Regions from separate parts of the Mus musculus genome. Here region 1 is linked to region 2. A link is a loop called in an ENCODE intact Hi-C map of the cell type or tissue named here. Cell type or tissue: left cerebral cortex. All regions are shown on one strand. Links, peaks and the distances in the headings refer to the core of each region. The heading gives the core; the rest is flanking DNA. Region 1 holds the start of Gm13715 (a long non-coding RNA gene). Region 2 overlaps Aplnr (apelin receptor).

What was found. A loop is a pair of places that touch in the nucleus more often than their neighbours do. Peaks named below come from ENCODE experiments on the same cell type or tissue, not always from the same donor. Only the 100,000 strongest peaks of a DNase experiment are listed, where the experiment ranks them.
Region 1: a loop joins it to region 2, with 2.1 times the contacts of the local background. A loop is called at or near these places in 1 of 42 quality-filtered maps.

The regions. Positions count from the first base shown.
Region 1 is chr2:85,205,623-85,220,990 of GRCm38, forward strand. It overlaps Gm13715 (a long non-coding RNA gene), which reads left to right and starts at 2,814. Exons shown (of 5, transcript XR_374759.2): 1 at 2,814-2,920; 2 at 9,082-9,122. In left cerebral cortex, for the core only: a CTCF peak has its summit at 8,441; DNase peaks (open chromatin) are centred at 8,318 and 8,854; H3K27ac peaks cover 1,193 bases.
Region 2 is chr2:85,136,623-85,151,990 of GRCm38, forward strand. Aplnr (apelin receptor) reads left to right here. Exons shown (of 1, transcript NM_011784.3): 1 at 1-3,301. The coding sequence starts at 11. The coding sequence ends at 1,144. Among named protein-coding and RNA genes, the nearest start is that of Aplnr, 7.9 kb to the left of the region's middle. In left cerebral cortex, for the core only: no CTCF peak of the experiment used is centred there; a DNase peak (open chromatin) is centred at 8,894.

The sequences.
Region 1 (15,368 bases), core at 6,177-10,176, 68 kb after region 2:
GGCTTTACAGAAGGAACTGTGATAAAACAAAAGAGAAAGGATGATCCATGTGGCTCTGACATAAGCATAAGGATTCTTACAATGGAAAGAAAGAGGTAGAAGGGTCAAAGGAGGAAAGAGAAAGGTAGAGGTGGAGATTGGAAATAACACATCTTTTGATTTGAAGATGGAGGAAAGAGCCAGGAACCAAGAGATACAAGTAGTCACCAGAGGCTGAGGAGAACCACGTAATAGACTCTTTTCAGATATTCCAGGAGAATATAGTCCTGGTGACCCACAAGAGGCTCTGATTTCTAGAACTGTAAGAATTTACTTTTTAAAAGCCACTAATTTGTTTTAATACTTTGCCACAATAGCCATAGGAAACTAGCACAGTCTTCAGAATGTCCACTTTCTGGGTGGGGTGCATGAATATGGTGGGATGCCACTCCCGTGATTAAGTTACTAACCAGCAGACTTCATGCTAGGCAATGGGGGATGGTAGGGACCAGGGAAATGGCTCACTCTATAAAGTACTTGACACACAAGCATAAGGGATCTGGCCTCAGATTCCCATTACCTATGTAAACTGTCAGGTACTGGGAAGGTTGAGGCAGGCAGGTCCCTGGAACTCAATGACCAGACAATCCAGCCTAATTGGAGAGCTTCAGGGTCAGTAAGCGACCTCTAAAAATAAGAATGTAGAGAGATCAAGGAAGGCACCCATTTTGGCCTCTACACACACACACACACACACACACACACACACACACTTCTCCTCACCTAGTCACCCTGTGTTTACCCCATTAGAGAACATGACACTCCCTTTGTCAAACATTAATAGACATGGGCTCTTCTGGAAGGGATGTGGTGTCATGGACATCTCCTCAATCTCTGATGGAAAGTTTAGAGTCAGTATGAGCAGGTATCCAGTGTGGCTGTATGTTCATAGTTGCAAAGACCATGTCCTAACTGGATGGCCACATTTCATGGCACTCCTCACATCCTCCTGTCTTAAATTCTTTCTGCCTTCTCTTTAGTGAACAAGCATCTTGGTTATTTGGAAGAAACAAAAGTAGATTATTAGTTGTGTCCAGTGAGTGAGACTGAACAAAAATATGGAGAATCACATTGATGAAACAGCGTCAAGTGACAATCAGTTACTCAGCTCACCACTCCCTGGCTCTGTGATCTCAAACTGTGATCTTTCCTCTCATTGTTCATTTTTTTTTCACCTCTAAAATGAAGATAGACTTGGTATTTATTACATATGATTGCTGAAAGAGCCTGGAAAGGCAACACCTCGTACAGTTCTCTGTCCTTTAGAAAAGTTCAGTGAAACAGTCCTATGGGTATTGTAGGTATAATTTTATGGAATTGAACTGGAGGCTTCTGTAGCTGATTTTTCAAACCTCTTGCTTCATCTTGGGAGGTAGCAGAAAACAATTGTAAGCTACATCATCATATAGTGGTTATAAGTAAAGACTTTGGAATAATAATGACAACGACGGTTACAATGACGACAATGGTAATGCCTGACTCAGGGTTATTGACTAAATGACCCACAAAAACACTTAATATAGTGTTTGGCACACAAACAAATCTCAACAGACCTTTGTAATTACTGCCATAGTTATTATTTGGAGAAGAAAGTGGTAGAAGTGAGCAGGGAACCACAATCCAAATGACTCCTTTGGTTTTATTCGTGACCAATTTTCCAGTTTCTTTCTTTTGTTTGGCTCCTGGACCTGTACTCTAGTTTTTCAGCATTGTTGTTGTTATGTGTATGTGCATATGTGGTATATGTATGTATACACGTGCATATATTTGTGTTTGGAAGCCAGAGGTAGACAACTATCTGACTCTATCATTCCTCATCTCAGTTTTTGAGTCATCCAAAACACCTAGATTTCAGCAATGGGGCTAGACTGACTGGTCAGCCAGTCCTAGAGATCCTCCTGTCTCCCTCCACAGCACTGGGATTATGGGTTTGCACTGTTGCTCCCTGCTTCTTATGCATTGGAGGTGTGAATTGAGGTCTAATGTTTGGGGCAAGCACTTAACCATCTTCTCAGTCCAGTTCTTGATCTTTTTTTTTTTTTCTTTTGACAGTTTCTTCTGCTCCTGCTTTGCCAGTCCTCTAAGCTAATCCTTTGACATCAGATGTTGGTATCCTATACAACTCCCGTCTACTGAGAGCAGGTGCGCATTTGGGAGCACGAACAATTCATTTCATGATTTCATTTCATGATTACCTATCTCAAGGAAAGGGACCTTCATACACAATGTGGTAGGTATCTCCACCCACCCAACCCTGCCTATATCCCCAGGAAGAAAGACTAGATGGGAAATGAGAAATAGCTCAAGGGTAGGTCCAAGAATGCTTTCAGTCCCCAGAGCTCCCAGATTCTAAAACCACCAACCAAAGGTTGGTGGGACTCATGGCTCCAGCTGCATATGTAGGAAAGGATGGCCTAGTCAGTCATCAGTGGGAAGAGAGGACCTTGGTCCTGTGAAAGTTTTATGCCCCAATGTAGGGGAATGCCAGGGCCAGGAAGCAGGAGTGGATGGGTGGGTGAGCAGGGGGAGGGGGAAGAGGATAGGGAGTTTTTGGAGGGGAAACCAGGAAAGGGGATAACATTTGAAATGTAAATAAAGAAAATACCTAATAAAAAATAAAAAAATTAAAAATGACACAACTGCATGTAGAAATAAATGGATATTCTATGAGTAAGGAAAAAAAGAAAGAAAAAAAGAAGAGGAAAGAAAAGAAAAGAAAAGAAGAAAAGAAAAGAAAAGAAAAGAAAAGAAAAGAAAAGAAAAGAAAAGAAAAGAAAAGAATGCTTTTGGCCAAATCTTCCCTGGAGTCACTTACACTATCTTGCAAAGCCCAGGCATCGATGAGACTTAGAAATGTTCCCAGGGACACGAAACTGAGTTGGTAAGTGTTTCTCTGAGAAATTAATTTTACTAACACAGAAGTAAGACACCACTCTCAATCTGAGTGCCTGTTTATCTGCCACTATTTTAGACTATGAGTAATCTGTGGGCAGGTATAGGGGTTTTCTTTCTATTTTTCTCTCTCCCTGGATTAGCACATAGTAACCATACAACTGTCTCCAGACTCTCGCTGCAGTAATGGATGAATTCCATTTTGAGCATCAGGCCAGCTGTGACTGCTTGAGCCTCCACTTAGAAAGCCCCAGCAGATATAGTGGCCAAAAATCTATGTAGTGATACCACTGTTATCCACTGGTGGACAAGACAAACAGATTTCATCACTTGTAGAAGGGAAATAGATTGAAGGGATAAACAAAAGAGATTCATAGTAGGATAGTAGGATGTAGAAATAAGAGACATCACCTCTCTGCCACCCTGTAGGAGGTCATTCTTGTTCTGGAAAAGACAGGCTGGGTTAGAGGAAAGAGACTGACTCTTCCTTAGAGGACCATGTAAGACCACTATGGGTATGGAAAGAAATCAGTATATACATAGCTGCTGTTCAGCAAGGGTGGCTTAGCTTCATCGACTTTTTGAGTGCCTATTGGGTACTAGATGTGGAGCCATCTCAAATGCTGTAGTACAGCCAACTTTGATTAGCTTGGAGTGCTGTGTGCATCTGTGTTCAGATGGGTCAGTTTCCAGGAAGCCTAGTTAATTATTTTGATTGCACACAACGTAATAATCTGTAGCTCCTAAGAGGCAGAACCAGCACTTGTTAAATCGGAGAGCTGACTGATTGACCCGCTTGATCTGTGACCAAGAGACTGTGGAGCTTCTAGCCATGAATCTCATTTTCATTCCAACTAAGGGGATGCCAGAAAAAGAGACCTTTTCATAAGTTAGTCATCACGTGTTTACGAGCCCTTGCTATTCACCAGACACCATGCTGAGTGCTGGAGATGCAGCAGACAGTGAAGCAGACAGGCTCCTGTTCTGGGAGGCTGGCAGCAGAGAAGACAGCCTAATCACTTGAAAAGGTACAACATGCTTCAAAGAGAGGATGCTGGATGGGAGAGGAGGCAAAAAGCAGGGCTATCTAAAAGAAATGAGGTCAATTTACCAAAGACTTCCGTGTGCTAGTTACAAAGCCAAGATATGAAATACACATAAGTGTCCACTGAATGGATACGTGTGACACATACATGCACACACTGGAATATTATCATTGGCAGCAACATGGATGAACCTGAAGGACAGTATATTAAATGTAGAAGACACAGAGAAAGGCAGATGGCACATGAGCTCAGCTCTCTGTGTAATATATAAATGCTAGGCTAATAGGAGCAGAGAATAGAGTGTTAGTTGCCAGGGACTGAACAGGATGGTGGATAGGAAGATGTTGGTCAGAGCATCAGTTTTAGTTAGTATTAATAAATTCTGGAGGACTATTGTACTATATAGCAACTAAATAAAATTGCCAAGAAATTAGACCTAAGATGATCTTCATAAACATTTGAATGTCTTATAATAGATACATTAACCAGCTTTATTTGATAATTTGATGACAAAGCATCATGTTGAACACATAAACACTGTTGTTGAAAAAACAATGGCATGGTCATCACACCCATAAACTCACAGCAGCTGTGATGACTTGCACAAGACCTGCATAAGATCAAGCCAGGCAAACTCAGGCATAGATGGGGAAGGTACCCTTCAGGTTTGGGCCATTATTGAAGAGCTATTGGCAGAAGGGAAGGGGAAGCCATTTATTTTTTTGAGGGTTTGGCCACTAGTAGTTTACCCTTGATCCTGAGGATGGCCCCATAATTTGTACATAGGATAGCACTAACTAGAATTAGTAGACTGTCAAAAAAGAAAAGGAGAAAGGTGGAGACATGAAGCTAGGAGAAAGGTATCCTGGAGGGATATCGAAAGAGTCAACAAGGAAAATGAGTAGAGGAGATCATACTTCATGGTGTCTATGAATGGAATCCCAAAAGAATGAAGCAAAAATGAATTACAAGGGAGGTAGGACTATTCTCAGCTCAGCACTGGGGGAATACATCATTGAGGAGAGGTGTTGTTACAAACTACTTCTTTTTTTTTTTCCCTTGGGAGCTGGTATTGGTAGTAAGCTTGTTGATTTTGCTGAGCAACCCTTCCTGCCTGGTTCCCTCCACTCTCCTTCCTCTGTGGATGACTGCAGAGGCTGAGTCCTTTCCAGCTATCTCACATCTATGATTTTAACGCTGTCCAGGGAGCCTTTAGTCTATCCACTCCAGTCCAGACCCAGGAGCCACTGACTCTGAATTATGCACCTGACCCATTCATTCCAGGTAAACCTAGTCTCCCAGGCAACCTGAGAAATGGGGGAAGGGGATGGTGTGAGGGAGGCCAGCTCCTGCCTAGGAGTTTTCTGCGAAAAGAAAGCTTTGGTGTCTAAGGAAGAGTGGATGAGAAGAAGGAATCCGGAAGTGCAGCAGGCTTCCTTCTGGGCCTGTTTATAGGACAACTGTCAATTAGATGTTGACAACCAGAGGTTGTTCTAGAAATACCCTGGAACAGAATGGCATGCTTACTGCCAGGACCTACACCTTTTATTTTCTCTCACCTGCCCATGTGGAGAAAGGTGTGCTGACCCTGTTTTGGATGGGGTACAGAAAGCTGTGATGACTGGGGTGACTTACTCCTGCCTGCTTTTGTGAAGGCCCTGCCATTAATCATCCTTTCATTACAATTATTGCTCTTACACAGGCCTTGCTGCACTGGAAGTACAAACACAGACTTGGAGCTATAACTGGTAGAGATGGAGCATTAGGGTCAGGCTTTTGAGAGTACAGCCAGGCCCCAGTTCTGGTCATGTTCCTTGCATCCTGATTCACCATCGTGTGATGAGGGACAGCATCCCAAGCTCCTATTATCATGGTCTACCATGATGGACTGTATCTTCCAGGATCCATGAGATAAAACAAACTCTTCCTCCAATAAGTTGCTTCTGTCTGGTATTTTGCCACAAGAAGACAAAATGTAACCAAGTTTTCCTAATAGGAACTCAAATTGGGATATTTAAGACAACCCAACCTAGCTGCTAAAACCATTTCTGTACCAAACCTCATAGGCTCTGGCATAGCATAGCTCCTTTCCATATGTAAACACACAGCCTCTCTCCACATCTTTGGAGTCTAGGCCTCTGTTCTTTGCTCTTGAGGACATTAAGGTACAGATAACATTTTTCAACACTTTTCATGCCAAGCATGAGATTAAGTGCCATGCAGAGACTATGGACTATTTTATTTAATTCTTAGAGCACTCCTATAAAGAAGAGTGTTTCTATTTCATCTTTTCAGATCATAAGGTGAAATGTTAATTTATTTTAAAATGATTTTTAAGCATGTGGATATGTGTGTGTATGTGTGGGGGTTTGTGGACAGGGTATGTTACCTGATATGGGTGCTAGGAATAGAGTTTCCACCTTCCATAAGAGCAGTTCCAGCCCGTAAACCTTTCTCTCTCCTCTTGGCTAAGGGAAAGGATTGCTGAGACTACTGTGGCTGAGGACAGAGATACTAACATGATCTCTTTGCAGCAGCTTGTACAGAGGAGATGTTAAGAGTACTATAGCAAGCCCTTGCTCTTTTTCTTTTTGGCGGGAGCATGGGTCAATCTTTGAACCTCTCTGAGCCTTGGTATCTTCCTGTGGAAATGGAAAAAAGCATTTTCTTCCTCTGAGAATTTCTAAGAACATCTTGTTGTTGAGCACATATCTTGTTAAATTTCTCTTTTGGATCACAAGCAAAAACATGCTGACCTCCCTCTTTGAAGACTTCTAGGTCTGGTCACTATACCAGAGGTTCCAAGGATTGAAAGAGCAAGCGAAGGTGAAAGTAGAAGGTTCTGAGATGGCTTTGCTCTGACTGTTCACTCAGTAGCTTTTTTTTTTTTTTTTAAAACCCAAGAACCTTCTTTGTACCTGACCCTGGAATCTGCATTGTTGGGAGGACAAAGGCCTTTGGTTTTCCCTGATGGGAGTTTGTGGTTTTAGGTGAGGAGGCGTGACTAATGCCAACTCCGAGTGATCAGACATGCATTTCAACTTAGCACTATCTGAATGAGAGTGGAGTTTGGCGAAACAAAAGTATTGAAGAGATGAATGTGATCAGGAAAGGTCTCCTGGCAGAAGTAGGCTAAAGGGGCTGAGAGCAGCAGGAGGTGTGAGGAGGCAGTGATGACACTTCCCATCAGTATGTGCTGTGCAGACATTATCATCATCACGTTACTCAAAGACACTGAGAGCTTACTGTATCTTAGACATGGAACCGAATTCACCATCACTCCCAACCCTAGGAGGATCATATCATCATACCTCATTTCTCGAGATGGAAAACGGGCAAATGGAAAGTGTCTAGGCTATAATCAGTTGCAGAGAGAGCTTCGAACTCTGGTCTATTTGCTACATGTAGAGCCTATGCCTTAATTACAAATTCAGTAAGTGAACGTCTGTTGTCCACCCGGGCAGAGAAGGTACGGACAGTAGGAAGAAGGCTGAGACTGGTTAAGAACAAAGGAGGAGGGAATTTTTTTCTTAAGTACTCTTTTGTTTTGATGTCTCTTTGGAAAGTATTTTAGGGCAAAGATATTTTTGCCTAAGTAAGAGATAACTGCCCTGGAGGAAGGACCAAGACATGGGACCAGGAAGAGTGGATTCTCTGGGTTAACTCAAGTTCTGTCCAGAAAGCAAGTGGGGGTCTTAAGACTATACTGTACACTTCTCAGTATATGAGGGTAGGAAAGGGGAGCTAAAATGGGAAATCATGCCTGAGGTTCTAGTATGGCCTTTATTGGGAAATGTGAGCATAAAGATCCTGACTTGATCCATCCAGGGAAGCATGCTTCAAAAGGTGGACAACAATGAGACCGAGAATGAGAATCAGACCACATCCTAGGACTCAACAGCTCGGGTTGAAAGAGTTCCGAACTCAGATATCAGGTGACACAGAGCTCTCCTTCAAGTTTTCTGCGGAACACTGGGGGCAAACTATATCTTCTTTCTGCCTTCAGTTTCTCTATCTAATAACATGGGCGTTTGGACCAGATGAGTGCTAAGTAGGTGTCAAGTTCCAGTAAGGATGATGACTAAGCATTTGCCAAGATTGGAGATGCTATTTAGAAATTTTCGTTTCTGTAATGGGATAGTTATCTTTGGCCTGATTGCTTAGCTTAAAGTCTTCAGCAGCAGACTCAACATTAATTAGTGAGGACCTAGAAGGAGGTTGGAGACATTCTTCCTGCCCTAGAGAAGAAGGGACTGTCAGGGCTGGTGTGATGGAGCAGTCGCTGCCTGCATCCCAGAATAGCTGCAGCCTCCTGGCATCTGCCATGCTGGCTGCAAACTCCCATCCCATTGGCTGCTGCCTCTCTCTGCCATCTGCCAGGTGATGCTTTCCAGGTTTTTGTGGCACCGGCTAAGCAGTCCTGTGTGTGCTATAGCATGCTTTCTGTTTTTTTTTTTTTTTTTTTCCTCCAAGTGGCTAGGACCATAATAGCAGCTCCTGCCTGCTTCCCTCACTTCACCTCATGGTGGTTGAGGACAAAATAGCTGCATGACACAGTAACAAGGAGCTCAAAGTTGGTGTCAAGGGTTACAAATTCTTTGTATGGGATAGGCACAAGTCTGTACATCTCTCTTGACTTGGATATTATCTACCGAAAAAATAATTTGCAATTGAACTATTGTTCTGCAGTCTTTTCTGTGTGGAGACAAATTAGGTCTTAAAGTTTTACTCATTTCCAGTTTATATAGCTGAGGTCCAGCTGGGCATGATAAAGTGCATGAGTCTTTACTTTGGTTGTAGTGACAAGCTGGAGGCTGAATGAGATCCTAAAGAATTTATAGGCAACCCTGAGGCAGAACCACTAAAAATGCACTTCCTCTCATGTGGTGGTGATTTAGATGGGCCAACTGGATTATTTCTCTGAGCATATTCTCATGGGGGAGACTGGGAAATGTCCTTCACTGAGTCATGAAAATGACAAATGCATAATCTGTTTTGTTAAGTTGGAATTGAACGGAGCAGAGACAAAGACCAGAGAGAACAGAGCCTTGATGATATTGAGCACCATCTCTCACGTTGTTCCCCAATCCTCTTCTTTCTACAGCTCCATCTTCAAGCAGAATGGAGAGTAAAGGGTTGCAAGAGGTGAGATACATAGTTTTGCTTTGGTGATCAGGGAAAGATTTTAGTTAATGTGATCTTAGGCTTGGATAAAGCAAGAAAGTGATGTGGGCAAATATGCAGTCAGGAGAGGGAGTAGAAAGTTCAACATCCTTCAGGTAAGAGGTATCTGATATCTTTAAGAAATAGTAAATATATCTAGTATGGATGGGAAGTCAGATAGTAACTTAGAACTCCTCTTTTGTGTGTTCAAACAGTGATTACTTTTTTCCTGCCTGCACCAGAGTAGAGATGGTATGTAAGCTACAGGTTCATAGTGTTTCATAGTGTTGTAACTTGAGGAGCCAGAAATGTCAGAGACCATCATTGAGGCTTCTTCTGTTGCTGACTCTTTCTGCCTATTCCCAAGAGATATGACTTTTTCTTTAGTATGTTTCCTCTGACAACTCTGTAGAATCTGTCAAAACTACTTCTAAAGGGCTCCAGAGGATAAGACAATTCTTTGTAGACAGAAAAGCTTCAATGGAATGGATTTCTTTCATTACAATTGCTGAGGTGTGACATTCCATGAACACATGCCAATTTGTTCTCTGTGTGTTTGTTCCTTTCTTCATTCATTTAACAAGAATTTATTGAGTGTCTGATATCTGCCAAGGTATACAGAAAGGCACTGTATCTACAAAGATGAGTCAGCTGCAGTTTCTGTTGTCAAGGCTCTCAGCCTGGGATGGGTATGGAGGAGGCAGCAGTGTAAATAGACAATTAGAGAAAAACATGGCAGGTACTGAACTGAACAAAGTAGGAACTTAGTGCTATTGCAGGAGCCCCCTGGAGGGCTGGTTTTATGAAGAACCAGGGTGGTCTATACAAAGGTCATGACTTCCAAGCTGGACTCTGAAGACCCAGGGAAGATTGACAGTGGAGACTAGTGTAGGGAAAGAAAGCATATGTTAAGAATATGCCATCACCAGAAAAGATGGATTAGAAAATTTTGAGTAGTCCCAAATTGCTTGTTCAACCTGTGGCTAGTGGACTGCATGGGCCCCAGGGTAACAATGTGTATCCAACACAAAATTGGAAGATTAAAACATTATGAAATCTATGTATGTGTGTTTATAGGCAACACTGAGGAAGAACCACCAAAAATGCACTTCCTCTCATATGGTGATGATTTAGATGGACCAACTGGATTATTTTGCGCGTGCACGTGCGTGTGTGCATGTGTGTGTGTGTGTGTGTGTGTGTGTGTGTGTGTGTGTGTGTGTGTGTGTGTGTAGGTTAAAGAACAGTCGTCAGGCACTGTCCACCTTTCATCTTGAGACAAGCTTTCTCAATGGTGTGGAACTCCCCAAGTAGGGGAGGCTAGGCTAGCTGCTCATCAGACCTGAGGGATCTGCTTGTCTTTCCTTCTCCAGTGCTGGGATTACAAACATATGCCACTATCCAACCTATTTTATATCTTGAGGACCAAACTCAACTCCCTTTTCTTGTAAGGCAAGGACTGTACCCAACTGAGCCTTCACTTCGTGAAGCTCCATTATGATTTTTTTTGTCTTAACTTAGTTATGCATTTCCGAAGTATAAACTTTGTAGATGAAAAAGGCATATCATATAAACATTGACAGGCTCAACATGTCTATGATGGCTTCCTGACTTCTCAGTTTAGATAAAACAGAGGAATATGGTTGAGGGCTACTTAGAAAGCATTTGGTGTTTTGACTTTGTTGGGTTGATTTCAAGAACCAGTGGGAAATCTCTAAGTCAGTAAAAAATGGGACAGATTATATTATTATAATAAATACTATAGTACAATCAAATGCAAGTAACATAATAATGGGGTTGATCTGAAGAGCGAATGCTTAGTTGTTTAGATTGACACAGGATTACACACCCAGTGCCAGGTGCCAAGCAGGCAGCACAGGAGAATAGGAGACAAGGTCATACATAGCTCTTGCTATGTCCTTACTCTAAGGAGGGCAAAGGCTATTCCACCCATGCAACTGTTGTTCCAGTGGAAGCTTGGGTGTAGGGCTGCCACCACAGCTCCTGAGTTTTCAAGAGCAGCTGGAAATCCAGGTCCTTATGTAAAAAAAAATCTCACCATTTTTAAATACTGGCAAGTAATTTAAATTCTACAAAATGCTATGTGGGCCAAGTGTAACACATCTACCAGGCTGATCTGCCTGTGGGCCACTGCTTTGTAACTTCTGAGTTGAGGAAAGAGTTTTTCTTTCTTCAAAAGAGATAGCAGAGTGGATTTAGGTCTCAGGATTCATGCCTGGAATGGCTGTGTGTCACTCTCCTCTGAGCAAAATCCTAATCATTACTTGTGGGTCTATGTAATTCTCTGGGATGTTTTCTCCATCATTCTTTTCCTTAGCGTTTTCTATCTTCCCTAAGCTTTCATTATTTTTCTTTGTGTTTGTGTCTTTTGTATTATTTACATATCTTGATGTCTCGGAAAGAATAGAAAGCAAACAGAACAAAATTAGCACAGGAGAAAAGCCAGGGCCAGAAAAGACACAGAATTTGGAGTATGGATGTAACAGAAGAAATGGGCTAGCTTCATAGTTCAGATTCTCATGGGCTGGGAGTTGATGTGTGACAGGAATGATCTGGGGATGGAGAGAAGCAGACTGGATCTGACTAGAAGGTGACACTCAAGAAAAGAGATCAAAGGTTCAACATTGAGTTGCGACAGGCCTTGATGTTCACTTGAGATGTGAACTATTTTGAGTCTGTATATCTATCTTGAGCTACTGCTGATGTACTGAATACTGACCAGGGGGTCTCTGTGAAGAAAATTAGGATAAACAAGTCAATAACTATTCCTTTTGGTGTCTCATTTCCTTAAATCCTTTTCTTGTTTTCCTTGGAAATCTATTCTTTCTCAACTTTCGGCATATGAATCTTTTGATTTTAGGACTGAACAAAGGGTCTTGCACATGCTACTCAAATACTTTACAACTGAGCTATATCTCCAGCTCCAAGGTCTGTGAGTGCTTCTTAGTAAGAAGTTGAGAATGTGATGAACATGGCTCACATACATGTATGTACCACATATATGACTTTAGAGTCACTTAGGTTTATTGAAGTTGACTTTAGTATATTATGGGTGCAGAGAAACTCTGTAACCAAGCTCAGAAAATGAGTTCTATCCTGACATTTGACTTTATCTTCCTATGAACACCAACCTCATTAAGCCCTTGATGTAATAATATTTATCTATCTATCTATCTATCTATCTATCTATCTATCTATCTATCTATGCACAGCAAGCATTGAACTAGGTATCAAAGATACAGAAATGAGGTTTGCATAATTATAAATATTTAATGATAAAGAACATTTAAAGAAAATTTTTAGTTGTGAGAAATGTGAAAAATAGAACACATCCTAAGATACATAAAATTGAAATTAGAGGGCAAAAAGCTACTCCTTATGGAGTAAGACTATACTGTATCAATATTATTGAACCCAAGACCCAAAGAGTGGGTAGAAGATAGGTGTAATGAGAAAATCATTCTAATCTAATCTATCTATCTATCTATCTATCTATCTATCTATCTATCTATCTATCTATCTACTCTACCATCCACCCATCCATTCACTCACCCATCCATCCATCCATCCATCCATCCATCCATCCATCCATCCATCCATCCATCCATCTCTATCTATCTATCTATCTATCTATCTATCTATCTATCTATCTATCTATCTATCTATTTTTTGTCTATCTATTGAGATTGAGACTGACTTTCTTCAAGGGTTTGATCCTTGGAAAATCTAAATCTAGAGCAACTGGCAGTTACGACAATGTCTCCTAAGGAAGTCAGGAGTTAGAGAGAAGTCAGGGTTCAGGTGATAGCATTTGAGCAAATGGTAAGCCTTAGATATGTATTTTTTTGTTGGGTAGTTTTGTGGTTTTCTTCCTTTAAACTAGTTTATGTTTTCTTTCATCAGTTGTGACCAAAGAGAATCCTTTTTTTTTGTTTTTGTTTTTGAGGTTTTAGAAATTTTATTTTTCAGTTACTTAAAGACATGGAGCGCTATTCTCAAGGCCACACCAAACTCCCAGTTTATAGACACCTTCTGATATTTGTTTGCAGTTCTTGGCATTATTATCTTACATTCTTTTTAAAAATTTTACTGGATATTTTATTTATTTACATTTCAAATGTTATCCTCTTTCCTGGTTTCCCCTCTGGAAACCCCCTATCCCATCCTCCGTTCCCCTGCTTCTATGAGGGTGCTCACCCACTCACCCACCCACTCATGTCTCTTTGCTCTGGCAAAGAGCAAAATTTGCTCTTTTCCCTTATGCTGGGGCATCCTGCCTTCACGGGTCCAAGAGCCTCTTCTCCTGACAAGGCCATCTTCTGCTACACATTTGGCTGGAGCCATAGGTCTGTCCATATGTACTCTTTGGTTGGTGGTTTAAATCCTGGGAGCTCTGGGGGTGGGGAGGGGGTCTTGCTGTTCCTCATGTGGGTTGCAAACCCCTTCAGCTACTTCAGTCCTTTCTCTAATTCCTCCATTGGGGACCCTGTGCTCAGTACAATGGTTGGCTGTGAACATCTACCCCTGTATTTGTCAGGCTCTGGCATAGCCTCTCAGGAGACAGCCCCTGTCAGCAAGTACTTCTTGGCAACTTCAGTAGTGTGTGGGTTTGGTATCTGTATATGGGATGGATCCGCTGGTGGGATCCATCAGTCTCTGGTTAATATCCAATACATACAAAGAGCTCAAGAATTTAGACTCCAGAGAACCAAATAACCCTATTAAAAATAGGGTACAGAGCTAAACAAAGAATTCTCAACTGAGGAATACCAAATGGCTGAGAAGCACTTAAAGAAATGTTCAACAGGGAAATGCAAATCAAAACAACCCTGAGATTCCACATCACACCAGTTAGAATGGCTAAGATCAAAAACTCAGGTGACAGCAGATGCTGTTAAGGATGTAGAGAAATAGGAACCCTCTTCCACTGTTAGTGGGATTGCAACCTGGTACAACCACTCTGAAATCAGTCTGGCTGTTCTTCAGAAAATTGAACATAGTACTACCTGAGGATCCAACAATCACTCTTGGGAATATATCCAAAAGATGCTCCAAAATATAACAAGGACACATGCTCCACTGTGTTCATAGCAGTCTTATTTATAATAGCCAGAAGCCTGAAAGATCTCAGATGTTCTTCAACAGAGTAATAGATACAGAAAATGTGGTACTTTTATACAATGGAGTACTACTCAACTGTTAAAAACAATGAATTCATGAAATTCTTAGGCAAATGGATGGAATTAGAAAATATTATCCTGAGTGAGGCAACCCAGTCACAAGAGAACACACATGGTATGCACTCATTGATAAGTGGATACCCAAGTTACAATTCACAGACCATGTGAAGTTCAAGAATAAGGAAGACTGTTGAAGGAAATATTAAAAAACGAACCCGCCAACTCTCAGCGGGGCCAGGCCACGCTCTAGTGCTTCTGCCCCTGCCAACAACTCTCTAGAGCTAGCTCCTGCACCAGGTGATCTCACTCAGTCTCTCAGCCCAACTCTCGATAGCCCTGCGAGGCCACATATCTCCCACCAGGCCATCTCTTGGACAGCCCCCTCCCCCCAGTTCTTGCTTTCATACAACGCCCCACACACCCTTGGTTAGTCATCTTAATACCTAATTCCCCGGTAGAATCAAGACTCTTTTTTGTTTGTTTGTTTGTTTTTCGAGAAAGGGTTTCTCTGTATAGCCCTGGCTGTCCTGGAACTCACTTTGCAGACCAGGCTGGCCTTGAACTCAAAGATCCGTCTGCCTCTGCCTCAGAATCAAGACTCTTAATTCTTAATTAGCCAATCGGATTTATGTATCAATAATAACACAATTTACAAGATGCCAATACAATAATTTCAAAGCCAAATGATAATGATAAAGCTTTAACCCAATTATTCTAACCTTTTGATAACACCACAGCAGCCTCCATTCTGCTTCTCTCTCTCCTCCTGAGACCGCTCTGTCTCCTCAACTCCTCACTCCACCTCCCTTCTCCTGTCCAATCACAAGCCTCCCACTGGCCTAATGTGATTGGACAGGAAATCCTGCAACAGAGGACCAAAGTGTGGATGCTTCAGTCCTTAGAAGGGTGAACAAAATACTCATGAGAGCAAATACAGAGACGAAGTGTGGAGCAGAGACCAAAGAGAGTCTTTTAATATCAAGGAAGGCATGAGGAGGGATTCCTCCCATGAATAGTCTTGATAGGC
Region 2 (15,368 bases), core at 6,729-10,728:
ATTCAGCACCATGGAAGATGATGGTTACAACTACTATGGGGCTGACAACCAGTCTGAATGCGACTACGCAGACTGGAAGCCCTCTGGAGCGCTCATTCCTGCCATCTACATGTTGGTTTTTCTTCTAGGCACCACAGGCAATGGCCTGGTGCTCTGGACCGTGTTTCGAACCAGCCGCGAAAAGAGACGCTCAGCTGACATCTTCATTGCCAGCCTGGCAGTGGCTGACTTGACCTTTGTGGTGACTTTGCCACTGTGGGCCACTTATACCTACCGGGAGTTTGACTGGCCTTTTGGAACCTTCTCTTGCAAGCTCAGCAGCTACCTCATCTTTGTCAACATGTACGCCAGTGTCTTTTGCCTCACCGGCCTCAGCTTTGACCGATACCTGGCCATTGTCAGGCCGGTGGCCAATGCTCGGCTAAGGCTGCGAGTCAGCGGGGCCGTGGCCACAGCAGTCTTATGGGTGCTGGCTGCCCTTCTAGCTGTGCCTGTCATGGTGTTCCGTTCCACAGACGCCTCGGAAAATGGCACCAAGATCCAGTGCTACATGGACTACTCTATGGTGGCCACTTCAAACTCAGAGTGGGCCTGGGAGGTGGGCCTTGGGGTGTCCTCCACTGCCGTGGGCTTTGTGGTGCCCTTCACCATCATGCTGACATGTTACTTCTTCATTGCCCAAACCATCGCTGGCCATTTCCGAAAGGAGCGCATTGAGGGCCTGCGGAAGAGGCGCCGGCTGCTCAGCATTATCGTGGTGCTTGTAGTGACCTTTGCCCTGTGCTGGATGCCTTACCACCTGGTGAAGACTCTCTACATGCTGGGCAGTTTGCTGCACTGGCCCTGTGACTTTGACATCTTCCTCATGAATGTCTTTCCGTACTGCACCTGCATCAGTTATGTCAACAGCTGCCTCAACCCCTTTCTCTATGCCTTCTTTGACCCCCGATTTCGCCAAGCCTGCACCTCCATGCTCTGCTGTGATCAGAGCGGGTGCAAAGGCACCCCTCACAGCAGTAGTGCTGAGAAGTCAGCCAGTTATTCTTCCGGGCACAGCCAGGGCCCTGGCCCCAACATGGGAAAGGGAGGAGAGCAGATGCATGAGAAATCGATTCCCTATAGTCAAGAAACCCTTGTGGACTAGGGCTGGGACCAGAGGGAAGCCTGGTGCAGCGGGTCTGACCCAAACTTTATCCTCACGCTCTGAGAATCAGGTAGCATGGCTGTACTTTCTCCCGGATTCCTCGCTCCGTTCTCTTGCTCATCTCCGAGTTCTGCCTTGCCCCTCTCAGATGTTTGTGGTTTAGCGGAAAGGGATGGAGCCTTGCAAACAGCTCAGCTGTTCAACATTTCTGAGGTTGAGCTTGCACAAGTCTCTTAACTTCCTTAAACTTCAGTTTCTTTGTTTATAATAAATGAGGGAAGGTTATATGGACCCTAAAATGTTGAAGTATGAGTCCTGATCTAATTTGCTTCATTCTGCCATTTTTTCCCTCAGCTCTCTAGCACCCCTTTTTGCTTTCTCTGCTGGAGAAATTATTTCTGTCAACTACTCACTTGCTAGATCTAACTCTTTCTCTTCTAGTGGGTCCCTTCCCCTCAAACCTTCCTGTCTGTACCCCAGCGCCTTCTTCCCTGCTGGACTCTTAAGGGTTAAGTACCCTGAAACTTGAAGAGTAACTTATCCTTTGAGTTCTTGTCCTGTTTTCTGAGAACCAGCAGGTGGCTGTATGTAGGCAAAGAATTAGTGCTCTAGTCCCCAGCGCCAGGAGCTCTGTATCTTTCAAAAAAGTTGGATCAGTTCATTGTTGGTCCAGGCACCAGGGCTAGATGAATTTTTGAATAGCAATTTCTCTTTGGCAGAATCTCTGTGATGCTTAGTGAATCCTACCAATAACCCAGTATCCTTCCCATCATTTTTTTTTTTTAAAACTGTCTGTGAGAATCTCAAGGCAACAGGACTGAAGAAGCTGTGGATTGTCCTGTCCCTCTGAAGGGGGGAGTTGGGAAGGGACAACAGAGAAAGGATTAGAGGGGAGTCTGTATTTAGTTTGTATGCTGCTTGCCTCCCCTATCCCAATCCTCATCCCTCCACCTCCTACAGAACTGTGAACTGTAGAGCTGATCTTTCTCCTGTCTCCTCCCCCACCCCACCATCTCTATAGGTTTTGGTGCTACTTGGCACCAAGAGTCACTCACTTGGTTAGGTAAGGCTATTTGCTTTTTGTCTATATGGGTGTATATAAAGGTATATCAATGTGCACATGCATGTGTGTGTACACACACACATACACAAGTATCACATAAACTTTATCGATGAAGGACTAGGGTGAACCCCCCACTCACTTTCCCCTGTGCCTCTGTAGGTCTCAGAGTCCACTTGGGGAAGAATGGACCTATGGAGGTAGAATAGATCCATTGTGGATCCACCCCCACTGGATTTGGGGAACTCCGACGGCTGGTCCGTATCTAGGAAAGAAGTCTATGTTTGTGCTAGGATTTCTGTAGGGAGCTGTTTTCTCAGTGGCATCTGGTCCTAAGGCTGGAGAAGTCTGGAGCTGGGCCCCAGTTCCTCTCCCAGTTCCACAGTAGCAAGAAGAGACTTACAGACTATATATAGCAGGGCCCTTCTCCTCTGTCCCTCCCTGCCTCTGACTTTTTTCTCACCCCTCTCACTCTCTTTAGGGGTCTTGAGGAGGCCACTTTCTTGCCACAGGATGATGAAAAAAGGGTGAGCTTTTGTGATCCTCTCCATCAGGACTGAGCCTCCTGGATCCTCTTTCTCCTTTAGGGGGGAGTAAGTTTGGGAAAGAGTGACTGGAGCCTCTGTGGGGATCTCCAGGACAAAATCAATAGTGGGGCCTTTGTGAGCTGGACATGGGTGTGCATATTCCGGGTTTTGTTCTTGGAGGGCTCTGGACACCAAGGACAAGACATATTCCATGGAAACAGGAAGAGCCCAGCTTGATGCGGTTGGACCATCTCTGGCAGAGATCCTGCTCCTGGAGTAGGAAAGGGGGTTGTGGTGGTGGGGGATGGAGAAAGCAGCTCCTCTTAGCTGAGCTCTGCATATCTCAGGCCAGAAACTTTCACACAGCTACTTTCTCCGCCAGGCCATTCTCAAAGCAGCCAGTTCGAGCTGCAGGAGGCTTCTGGGAGACAACAAACTCAACCACAGCATGGGACAGATAGCAGCAGAGGCAGCTTTTCCTCACCCCCACCCCTTCTTCAGGATGCGCTTTTTTTTTTTTAAATGATCTTGTTACTCACTGTGGTTCATCAAATAAAACTGTTTTGTGTAGCTGTCCTGTCCAAAGCGTCCTCATTTGAAAGTACCTTGAGAGAAGTGTAAGAACCCGCAGTTGCAGCTATTTCGGTAGAGGTGAGAGGGTATACTGGAGGGGGGAATCAGTGCGAGCCAAAGAGGGAGAATCTCCTGGAAAGCTGCAAAGGGCTGGAAGGAGATGGAAAAACAGGTACCAGGCAATTGTAAAGTTGGGGCTGGGAATGGACAGACATAGCTAAGCCTCCTGCTCTGGAAACCACAGAACAATGGGCGCACATTATGGAGACTACAGCACACGTATATCTGGGGGAAAATATCATCAGTCACCTACTTCTCTCTATCCATTAACTCATCGATCCCTCCCCACCTCCCTTTATCACTGTCTCCTACTGACTCAACCATTCACCTCTGTTAATTCGATATCACGTGCTGATTGATTGTTTCGTTCACCACCACAGTTTAAGTCAGACATTTGAAGCTCTGTTCTCTAATGAGAGCCACTCTGATAATCTTGAAAATGCCTGTTCGTGATGTCACTCCAGACCTATGGAGTCAGAGTTTCTTAGATCCACCCTAGGTGTTTACAGGTGCTAAAAGCAGCCCAGGTGGTTTCTAGGGGAAGGTCAGCATTATGGATACCTCATCCAGATACAGTGTTCCTGAATCAAAGCAGGCACACAGACAAGACAATTTGGATCAAGAAAACTGGGCTCTGGATGACAATCTATTTGGATGTTCTTCAAAGAAGGCCTCCCTGGGGCTAATAATTTTTCAGGTGACACAAAAACAGTCACCGGAGAGGGGAGGTAGGGGGAGGGGGGACTGATTGTAGCAGGAGCTCATAGTTATCCAGTTTTAAAAGTGTGCTAAAAATTTTCCAGGTATTATCTTGCAACCTTCCTCTGAGAGGGACACTTGTGCCTCACTTTGCTGATAAGAAATCTGAGACACAGAGATTAGCAGTATCTCCTGACCACAGACTACTATGAGAAAGAGCCAGGCCTAGTGTCATGAATCTAACTCCAAAACCCACACTCTTGACCATGGAATGCTGCTGCTTTCCCCAAAGTGCAGATGAGGCTGCACCAGATGGTTGAGAAGGAAAATGTAATCTCATCTGCAAGATGCCAGGCACACATGGAGACCAGGCAGGACAGGAAGTGCCAGGGAAGGATAGGGATGCTTGGGAGAGACAGATGGGGAGAGATAGAGAGACAGAGGCAGGATATGCAAAAGAGATGGTAACAGGCAGAACAAAGAGAGAATATGAGAGAGAGAGAGAGAGACAGAGAGAGAGAGAGAGAGAGAGAATGAATAAGGGAGGAGAGGGACAGAGAGGCCACAGGGAGAGGAAGGCATAAGGAAGTAGGTGCAGGGGTACAATGAGGATAAGGATCTCCTTTTCTTATTAAAAGGGAAAAGCCATCAGGAATTTGTGACTATAACCAGGAACTGGGCTTTTTTTTTTTTCCATATTGATGCTATTAAAAAATTTCCTGAGAAATTCGAGTTAAGTTGCCCAGAATATTATAAAATTATAGAGTACTTAATGGTTTAGTTGTTCACCTTACTTCGTTTACATACCAAGTCCTGGATAGGATCAGGGGGCAGACTGCTGGGGCTCACAGGTCACTGCTGAAGACAGTGCCAGGAAAGATGACAACCAGAGCCTCAGCTTTGAGAGAGGGAAGGCATGTCGTGTTCCAGGAGTCTACCTTGGGGCTGCAGAATGGGAGCTCTCAGAACATGCTGGGAACCTGGTTTTTGGAGTGTGGTTGTTGGTGAGTTGTTAATGATGGAATATTTGGGCAGAAGAAATTCCCAGGGATGGTGTAGAGCACAGACCCTCTGAAGAGCTGGAAAGAGACCTGCATCTTAGCTTCATTCATGACCACTCCAAGTCTGAGAGGTGGGTTGGTCAGTCACAGAGAAAAACTTGTCTGATTTTTCAAAGCATGGATGCCAGGAAGATTGGGAGCTAAGATACTAGTCCTTATATAAATTGAGGATGGAGAAAAGACATGTAAAAGTTTTTATTTTAGTGACTTGAGACTTTGTCCTTACAGCTATGAGCTGTCTTCCTCCAGTGTACCAGGGTATACTAACTAAGTACTGAGGAATTCTGGACCCTCTTACTCTGGAAAAAGATTCTAAGAAGAGGCAGATAGATGGCTTTGTATAAAAAAACAAAAACAAAAAAATCTCACCTTCAGAAGCCAGGGTGAAATCCCCCATAAAGATATAGATTAGCTGGCTGCTCTATCCAAGTGTTAGTGAGTTGACAGCTTGCAGGGCTTGATCCAGAAGGTATAGCTTTTCAAAGAGGAGTTTGAAATGTTGAGTAGAATCTGATGATTTCCATGTAAAGTTAGAGTGTTAAAATGTTAGACTTAGCTAGAAGTGGTGGCATATGCCTTTTATGCCTGCACTTGGGAGGCAGAGGCAGGTAGATGTCGGTGAAGATCATTCTTGTCTACGTAGTGAGTTTTAGGCCAATCTGGGGCTAAATAGTGAGACCTTGTCTTAAAAAAAATTGACAATACACACACACACACACACATACGTGTATGTATATACATGTGTATATATAAGTATATTATACTATGGCAACACAGAATAGACTGAAAACATGTATATATGTATAAATAAATGCACACATGTATAGTATGTATAAATATATACGTATTTTCAGTTCATTATGTTTTGCTATAGTAAAACACTATAAGCTGATTAATTTGTAAAGGAAATAGATTTGAATAGACAGATCATGGTTGTGGAGGCCCAAAAGCACGATGCTGGCATTTGCTTGTCTTTTTGTGAAGTATTTTGTTGGTCTTTTTGTGAATTGCTTCATCAGTTCATGGTGAAGAAGTGGAAGGGGGATATGGCATATTAAGAAAGGTCAACCCACTTTCCCAGTAACCAGTCTAATCCTACATGATAGAAGTTGCTCCCAGAAAACCTAGTCCAGTCTCAAGGGATATTACCTAGTCACTTGAAAAAGACACTAAACCATTTATGATGGTAATATCCCTATGAACTTCCCAAAGATCTTATCTCCTATTGCTGCTGTACTAACTAAGCCTCAAGGTAAGTTTAGCCAGGAATCAAGTATGTTTAAGCCCTACCATGGCACATTCATTCAAGACATCTTTACTCACTATGTACTCTTTACCCAGGATTATCTTAGGAGATAGGGATAACTGGTCAACCAGGCATCACCCTGATTTGTGAAACCATTTGAAAGGCTGTCTACCTTAATTTTTTTTTATTAACAGAGAGGTGACCTAAGGCCCATCTAGAAGGAAAGGAGAATAATTTACACATGGTCACACAGTGGGAAAGTGGCAAGGCTGAGACTAGAACGCAGGTTTTCTGCTGTTAGGCAAGAACATGTTCAGGGTTCTGAAGGAGATCTTTTTGTGGCAATCAGTAAAGCAAATGAAGTCAGTCCAAAGACGAGCTCCTGCCTGGGAAGGGCAAGATGCTGATTATCTGAAGTTTTGCTAAGTCTTTTGTTTGAGAAGGAGCTTCAGATCCACAGGATCGCTGTTGATTCAGTACACAGTGCTCTTGTACATTATACACCCAATTTCCTTTATAATTAATGTCTTACATTAGCATGATACACTTGTCATAGTTAATGAACCATGTTGGTACATTACTGTTAATTAATGCTCATTCTTCACTTAGGGTTCCTTACTTAAAAAAAGAAAAAAAGAAGGGAGGAAAAAAAAAAGAGCAAACCAAAAAACCCAACTCAACCTTAATGTGCTTTTCCAGTCGCAGAATCTGTTGTCACAATTCAGTCATCACATTGCTTAGGCTTCTTGCATCTCTGGAAGCTTCTCGGATACTGTATTTGAGGCTTTTAAGAAATACTGGTCAGACATTCTGTTCCATGGCTCTTTGTAAAACAAATGCCTTTTTATAATCTCCATTTGCTAGGCATATGCTAGGTGATGAGTGAAAAACACTAAATAATACTCAGGCCATTCATGCTCTTCTCATTGTTTAGCAAAGAATAATACAGGGCATTCAATGACACTGCAGACAAATCACAGGATGCTGTCGAGGCAAACATACCTTCTCTCTCTCTCATGGAGGACTCACAAGTTAGAGCTAACATGCTGGCTGAAACGTGCGTCCACTAGGGTTTAAGTGTCTGGCGTTCTTTCTCCTCCAGGTCGCCACCTTAGTTGCCTGAATAAAAGCAAGCAGGAGTGTAGGAGATGAAAGAATACTAGTATTTGATGGGCACCTCACCCTATGTGTCACTCAAGTGTGTGACACACCTCTTAATTGTGTGTCTATCTGAAGCTGCTTTTAGATGTAACATGGATGAATTTCTTAAACCTGGTTGACACATCCCATTCAAGCACCTTGGTACTTCTCAGCCTACAAGCCCTGGGTATTAGGAAGGTGTCTCTAGGAGAGGCCTGCTTTTATAAAAGCTCTGCATCCTTGCCCATCCTAAGCTCCCTGCTCTGGAGCAGGACCCTGTTTAGAGATTTTTTTTTTCTCACTGTCTGGGATGTAGTAGGCACACATAGGCAATCTGCTTAAACAAGTGAACTGCTGGAATGAGAGGTAAGAAGAATTGCTTTTTTTATTTACAGCAAACAAGTCGATTTCTTTTCAAAGAAGCCAGGGAAATGAGGTAAATCAGGAGCCAGGAGAGAAGCAGGGGAATTGGAAAGTATGGACCTAATTAAACCAAATGGTTTTGTGTCTCACAGCTGCTCCTGAGAAGTAGACCGTTAGAACAAAGTTGGGTCATGGGACTGTGGCACTTCTGGTAATTTACTCTTAATCAATTATTTAAGGTTTCCACTCATATAAACATGCATATGTACATCCATAAATACATGCATACATATACATTGTGCATTGAACATATTCCCCCTTGTCCCTCCATCCTTCCTTTTATTGCCCCCTACTAGTCTCTTCTGATCCCTAGAAAGGTTTACTTTTATTTTATGTCATGTGTTCATACATGATCTTATGTATATATATAAAATCTAGGATATACAAATTAGGGAAAATATGATCTTTGTCTTTCTGGCTTAATTCCCTAAGTATGATTACCCTCAGTAGCCATTTTTTTGCAATCAACATAACTTCCTTCTTCTTTGTGGCTGAAAATAATCCTTTTGTGTGTCTATGTCACACTTTCCTATTCATTCTTCTGTTGCTGGTTCCATAGTTTAGCTATTGCATGTAGTGCTGCAATAACCTCGATGTGTAAGTGTTTCTGTAACCCACAGGACAAGCTGTTTTTAGAGAAATCGCCACAATATCTATATTCTATAGTGGTTGGACTAGTTTACATTCTCACTAACAGTATATGAGGGTTCATTTTTGTCTCTATTCTCAACAACATTTGTTATTACTTTCCTTAGTGACTATCATTTTGACTATTTCAGTGTAGCTTTGGTTTCCAGTTCTTTGATGGCTATTGAAGTTGAGCATCTTTCTGTATGCTTACTTCTGAACTCTACACATCATGGCTTCATAGTGATCAGTTCAGTGTTAATGCTGAAGATTGTGTTTTCAAGTCTATTTAGTTGGACGAGTGATTGTGAGGCTGGCTGGCTTCCTGGGAAAGGTATCATGCCAGCTGGGGCCGGTACTGAGTCAGCCAGGCTGCTGGGAATCCATGTATAGCTACCTACTGTTCATAGAGGAAGAACTGCTCTGATGGAAGGGATGTACTGATTGAATGTAAAACAAAATCTTGGACTTCCTCCTCGACAAAACACTCAAGGAAAACCTTCTCTTCCTGTCCCTGAAAAATCTGTGTCAGGGTTAAGACCATCCAAGAAAATTTGGCAATCTTTCTTCTGACTCAGAAGTATATCTATAAGTTCAAAAGGTCTTCCTGTGTGATCGGGATGAACAGCCTCAGACAATGACACGGATTGAGGCTTTGCTTTAGTTGGCTTCAATCTGGTCTCTGGTTGACTGAGGACTTTAGTACCAGGACTCAATGACCTAGAATCTGGAGATTGATATCCCAAGGTCTTACAATTGAAGAACCCGGAAGTAACCTTTGCTCTTAGGAAAATGGACACACTAATATGGTGGCTGGTTGGTTTCCGGTTGGAGACCCGGAAGCCTCAAGCATTGCTGGGATCCAGCTGGCAGTGAGCTATGTATTGTGGGTGCTGTCAGGCTTTCAGGGACCCTGGAAGATGGTGATTGTTTGCTGTGATAATAACAAGTTATTTTTATGCTTGAGAAAAGCCACACAGCAATTACCAAAGGGATGATACAGGCTAGGAAAGGAAGTTGTTTCAGCTATGACCATGCCAGGAGTGATGAGAGAACAATGAGCTGAAACCACAGCATTATGGGGCTGGAAGAGATCTCTCCAAGGCTCCCATCTCACTAGAGGAAACAGTGAAGCCCTGGCAGGATGACCATTTGATGAATGATACTGCTAAGAAGTGTGTGGGCTCATTGATTCTTCTGATTCTGAAGTCGACCTGAACGCTTTTCATGACATCAGGTTGCCTCTTTTCTGTGAAATAGGCTGCTTTGGAAGAAATACTCCAAGATAGGTGGCCAACATGGTTTTGATGCTTACAGTTTGTATTGGAACAACTTAAGCTGTCTTCTTAAAAACCATGAAATTTGTGTGTCTCTTGTTCATTGTATTAAGAGAGACTAAACTTGAATCTCAGTTAAGCTTTTACTGGGCTGTACCATCTAGATCATTGATTTCTAGTTTTGTGTATGCAGAAGAATCATCAACAAGTGTTATTAAAATACAGAACACACCCCAGTTGGTGTGGAGAGGATCTGGAACACCCCCTTCCATTTTCCTTTGTATGGTCTACAGCTATGCATGTGTGTAGGTGCTCATGTACTTGGAGGCCTGAAGTTGTCAAGAATTATCATGGATCACTCTTCAACCATATTTATGGAGGTAGGATCTTTTAGTTAAACCCAGATCCCGGTTGACAATATGACTAGGCTTGCTAGCCAGCTAGCTCTGGGGACCCTTTGTTCTACCTTCCAAGGCTAGAATAACAGGCGGTGGGTTGTCACACTTACTCTGCATTATGTGAATCTCCAGAGATCCAGAATTCTAGTCTCATGGTTACATGACAAACACTTAAGCCACTGAGCCACATCTTTAGCCCTTGAAAATCTTGTTTCTAAAGAAACTTTATCCATGGTAGAAGCTATTAGTCCTTGGACAACATTCAAAAGATCAAAGAATCAGAGCCCAACGTTCAATATCTCCTGTCAAATAGAATAGTAAAAGTAGTTACCTCACAGGATTGTTATGAAGGTCACACTAGGTAATGTTTGCAGTGGCAAGCAGTCTCCATCACATTAGGGGCAATCAATAGGTTTTAATTTTCTTCTGCTGTTCTCCCTTTGCCTCTCTTGTTACAAGGGAAAGTGACTTGATGTACTCCTTTGCACTGCAGAGGGCTCGGAAGACCTCTGCGTTGGAAAAAAGGGCATGTGGCAGAAAGGAATGCTCAGCTTGGAAAATGTGACATTGTTTTTGAGACTTCTTGAATTTAAAATAATTCTTTTATTGTGGTGATAACAGCAAAATAAAGCTAGAAACATTTGACAGAAGTTTGCATATAAATTAATCTGGTCAGAAGTTTGTTGAAAAAAAAAAGATCAAAAATAGTGTGCTACATAAACAGTTTTAGATGTTAAAAATTCATAGCCTTTCAGATTTGTGTGGGTCTTAGCTTCACTGATTCAGGGAGGCGGGGTAGGAAAAAAATGTTTGAAATAATTCCAAACTGAAAGTCTAGAGAGAAAATTCCTTCCTCAGCACTGCTTTAATTGTCTCCTGGAAAGCTATGGGAGCTGTGTGAGTTTCCCGTGTATAACATGAAGAGACTGCACAAGATTGGAGAGCTACCACTTCCTATTAACTTATCAACACAGCAGGTCTCTTTAGCCAGCATTTTGAAGGTTCTAGCCTGTGACTGATTGTGCTATCTTCTCAGGGCAGGGTATGGTGGAGGGAACATGTGGTAGAGAGAAACCACTTAAATCATGGTCAGGAATTAAGGTTCCATACTCCCCTTCAAGGCCACCGCTCCCCCCCCCCCCCCGTGGTTTAAATTCCCCTTTCCAAGTGTTACACTATCCCCAACAGTGCCACCTGGGTGATCAAACTTTTAATACATGGGCAATAGGGAGATATTCAAGATCCAAACTCCAGCAAGTGAGATGGCCTTTGATGACAGCTCTAGACATGAGTATCTTCCAGAGAGCTGCACTCTGGGCAACTGAACTGGTAAATGTCATTCTGAATGACCACTCTTATGGACTGCCATTCTGTGGTACAGAGAATCTTTAATGATGAAATATCAGACATTAGAATTGATGGTATCTCTTGAATGATGACCAGGATTTTGGCAAGTTGAATGAAGACCTGGGTGGTAGGAGGCATCCAGACTGATGAGATAATGTGAAGAAAGGCAAGAGAGTTAGAAAGGACACAGGGAATGTGAAGAATAAGATAGTTTGTGCTTAAGGCATACCTGTAAGAACATTAGGTTGTAGACCATTGTAATAGTTCATTCATTAATCTATGAAATTATTCTGAGAAATCACTTTATGTCATTCACTAGCTACTGAGATTATAAGTGGAGGATAAGATAGACTTGGCCCTTGTATGAAACCTAGCATTTTCCTAGGAATAGATGATAGGCACATACATAAATGAGGAAATTGGACATCCTGTTTTGAAAATGCTATGAAAGAAATAATATTCAAGGTGGAAAATAACATTGAGGGTACATTCAGATTATGTAGTCCTGCAAGAGCATCTTAGGATATGACCTTAGATTAGAGTGGGCCTGCTATCTGACATGCTGCCCTAAGAGAGTTCTAGGATCATCAAATGCAGACACTGAACAGAAAAGGTGTTAGCACATTCTAAGGTTAGAACAACTGCAAAGTTAATGGATAGGAAGCCAAGGGGAGTATGGCATGAAACAAAGTTAGAGAGACACATAAGGGCAGGATCACAGGGAACTTTGAAGGCCATAGCAAGAGGGGAAGTTTATTCTAAGGGAAATGAGAAGCTAACTCACAGACTTTTGTAAAGAGATCGAATGGAAATGAAGTAGGAGGAAAGCAGAAGTACCAGATGGTTGCTACTTCAGAGGCCAGGATGGGCTTGAAGGTGGGTCATATAAGAGGTCTCTATAGAGACCCAGAGAGAGACAGATTTGAGTCAACTTTTGTTGATGCAGAACATGTAGTTACTTCTGATGGCCGGGATGCAGGCACACGTGAGATTTATCCAAGGTCTTAGGCTTGAGTAACTCAAGGTGGTATCCATTAGTGAGATGGGCGTGGAGGAAGACTAGGAAGTGGGGGTGAGAGTCAAAGACTGTGAGAGGGAGAGGTGGGGGTGGGGAGAAGCATCCTGAAGGGTGTCTGGACTTGTAATAAAAAAATCTGAGCATCATGGAGATAGGGCAGTGAAAAATGCTACTGTTGGGTTATTTGAAAAGAAACCAGAAAACCGTTCCTGGGACTGTGCCACTGATGTCCTTGCTAATCTGGGTCGAGTAGTTACAGGATTGTATTGTTAGAAGTCACATAAAATGGTGTTGACGGGTAGAGAGGAGTGTGAGAGAATGCTTATGGAAGCTTTAAAATAGTGGGAAGGATAAATAGAGAAATTAGCAGTAGGCAGAAAAGTATGTGTGATAAAGGGAAAACTTAAAAAACTAGATATGCAAAGGCAGACTCTGTACTAGAAGTGACCCGAGAAAGGCACATCCTACAAGCCAGGGTGAGAGGAACAGGATTATTGAGGGTGATGGAAAAGAGATAATTGGAGGAAAGCGTGTAAGTCAATGTGTGCTTGGTCAATAGCCATGGATCACAAGGTCGCTGTGAGGACGTAGGTATTGTTAATGGCTGCTGGTAAAGAGAAGAGCAGCAGAGGGGGCACTTGCTAGTGAAGAAGAGATAGGGGAACAAAGAAAGGTTATTGGGTGATGTAATGGAAATATACATATACATATGAAAGTATCTTAAGGAAACCCAATATTTGGTGTGATTAATGTATGTGAGAAAACCTAGAAGATCAATACAAAAAAAAAAGAAAAGAAAAGAAAAGAAAAAGAAAAATATATAAGTAAACTTTGGTGATAGGACAAAGAGGAATTTCTGGCTTTGTTTGTTTGAGACAGGGTAGCCTTGGCTGTCCTGGAACTTGCTCTTTAGATCAGGCTGGCCTCAAACTCAGAAATCCAACTACTTCTGCCTCCTGAATGCTGGCATTAAAGGTGTGCACCACCACCACCTTGCTCATGACTTATAATTCTTAAAGGAGTTATGATATGAGACCAGCCCTGAACATGGCAGAGTGAGAAGCATGCAGGAAGCTTTTGGGAATAAATTCTATCCTGGGCAATGAAAAACAACAAAATTTCCAAGTGCCGATTTTCCCACATGAGATTGGTGTCCACAAGTTAAAAAATGAAATCACTTAGCCAGGTTGTGTGAGTTTTCTCTGGCAGCCTTTAGCTGTAGTGTGATAGGCCCAGAGATGGTGCAAATGTTGGAATTTTCAAGGTGATTGTGGCAGAGGAGAGAGAGGAGAGAGTGTTGAGGAAGCTTGCAAAACATCATTAAAAAGTTTTGCAATGTGTGTGAGGAAGGAAGAGGAAGACAGAAGGTCAGTGTGTGATAGGATCAGTGGGTGGTCAAGATAAGGGATAGAAATGTGGGAGGGGGGAAGGACCAAGAGTGGAGGACAAAGACAAGGACCAAGGACAGAAGAAGGGGGATTCTGGTCATGTTGTAGTCTGTAGTGGTACGGCTGAGTGGGTGACTGTATTAGTCTGAGGAAAGAAGTAGTCGCATGGGAGACATCAAGGAACCAGACTGTGTGGCTGGATGAGTTGAACACACAGATATTGAGGTTTTGAGTTACTACTAGAAATGGGCAGCAGATATGACTATAACCAGGGGCTAAGGTCTTCAGAGCAGTAGGGATGATGGGGTGGGGCAAATGCTTCCAGCAAGGAGTTGGGCAGACAACAGCTGTGACTAGGGATGTGGTTGGTTTATTGTAAATCAGGCCCCAATTGCCTTTCTCTTGGCAGAAACAGGTCCTCTCAATTTCCCAGGATGCAATATGGAAGTCATAAGCTGGGTTTGACTTTACTCTTTAGTTTAAGTAGCTTTTGGTTGGAGCATAGCAGAAATATCATATCAGTGTCTTTAGAGGCCATCTTTATAGACAGGGAAACTGAGGTCCAGAGGAGGGAAAATAACTTAAATGCGTAGGGGGCTGGTGGCAGCTTTGCTGCTAACTCCTGCTTTCCTGACTCGGTGGTGCTTTTGGTTGCCCCCTGTAATGGAAGTGGTGTTCTGGCAAAGTTTCCAAAATTACAAATTCAAAAATATGTTGTCCCTCAAAGTCACTTCTGTGGGAGGTGACAGACTTCTTTCTAGTGATGCTGCCATTGTCCCAGCCATTTCTGGAAACTCCTTCAGAGAAATGATCTTTGAAGCCAGCTTCTGAGTCACCAGGACAGCCTACTTGCACTGTCAAGACTTATCGAATGCAGGGGTGGGAAGCATCTCTTTCTCCAGTGCTAGGTCACAAAAGCACAGAGTGTAACCAGGGAAACAGACACCAGTGGCCTTACTGTAAGACATATTATCCTACTCAATGTGTCCCAGGCCTATGAAGACCCACTCTGCTGAGGGGTGGGCAGGGAAGGAGATGAGATGTTCCTGTGAGTTTAGTCTGATCAAGTTTATTTTTGCTACGATAGCAAGCAGATTTACCTCCTTCTGGCATTTTAAATGAAATCAACAGAACCTCCCCAAGCTATTTATTCAGAAAATGAGTGTGATAGAGAAAGTTCGGTAGCTCACAGTGTCTCTAGAATAATTCTTGAATGATCTGGCTGGAATAGAGACATCTCCCTTGTGAAGTCCTGGCTGGGATGGGCTCCCCAGAACTGCCACCAATGTTCTCTCTGAGACTTGAGAAAGTCAGTGTTCTCTCCTCGGCCAGAAAGCAGACCCTACACAGTTCCTCTGTCTTCCAGTTGTGGATGTTTTC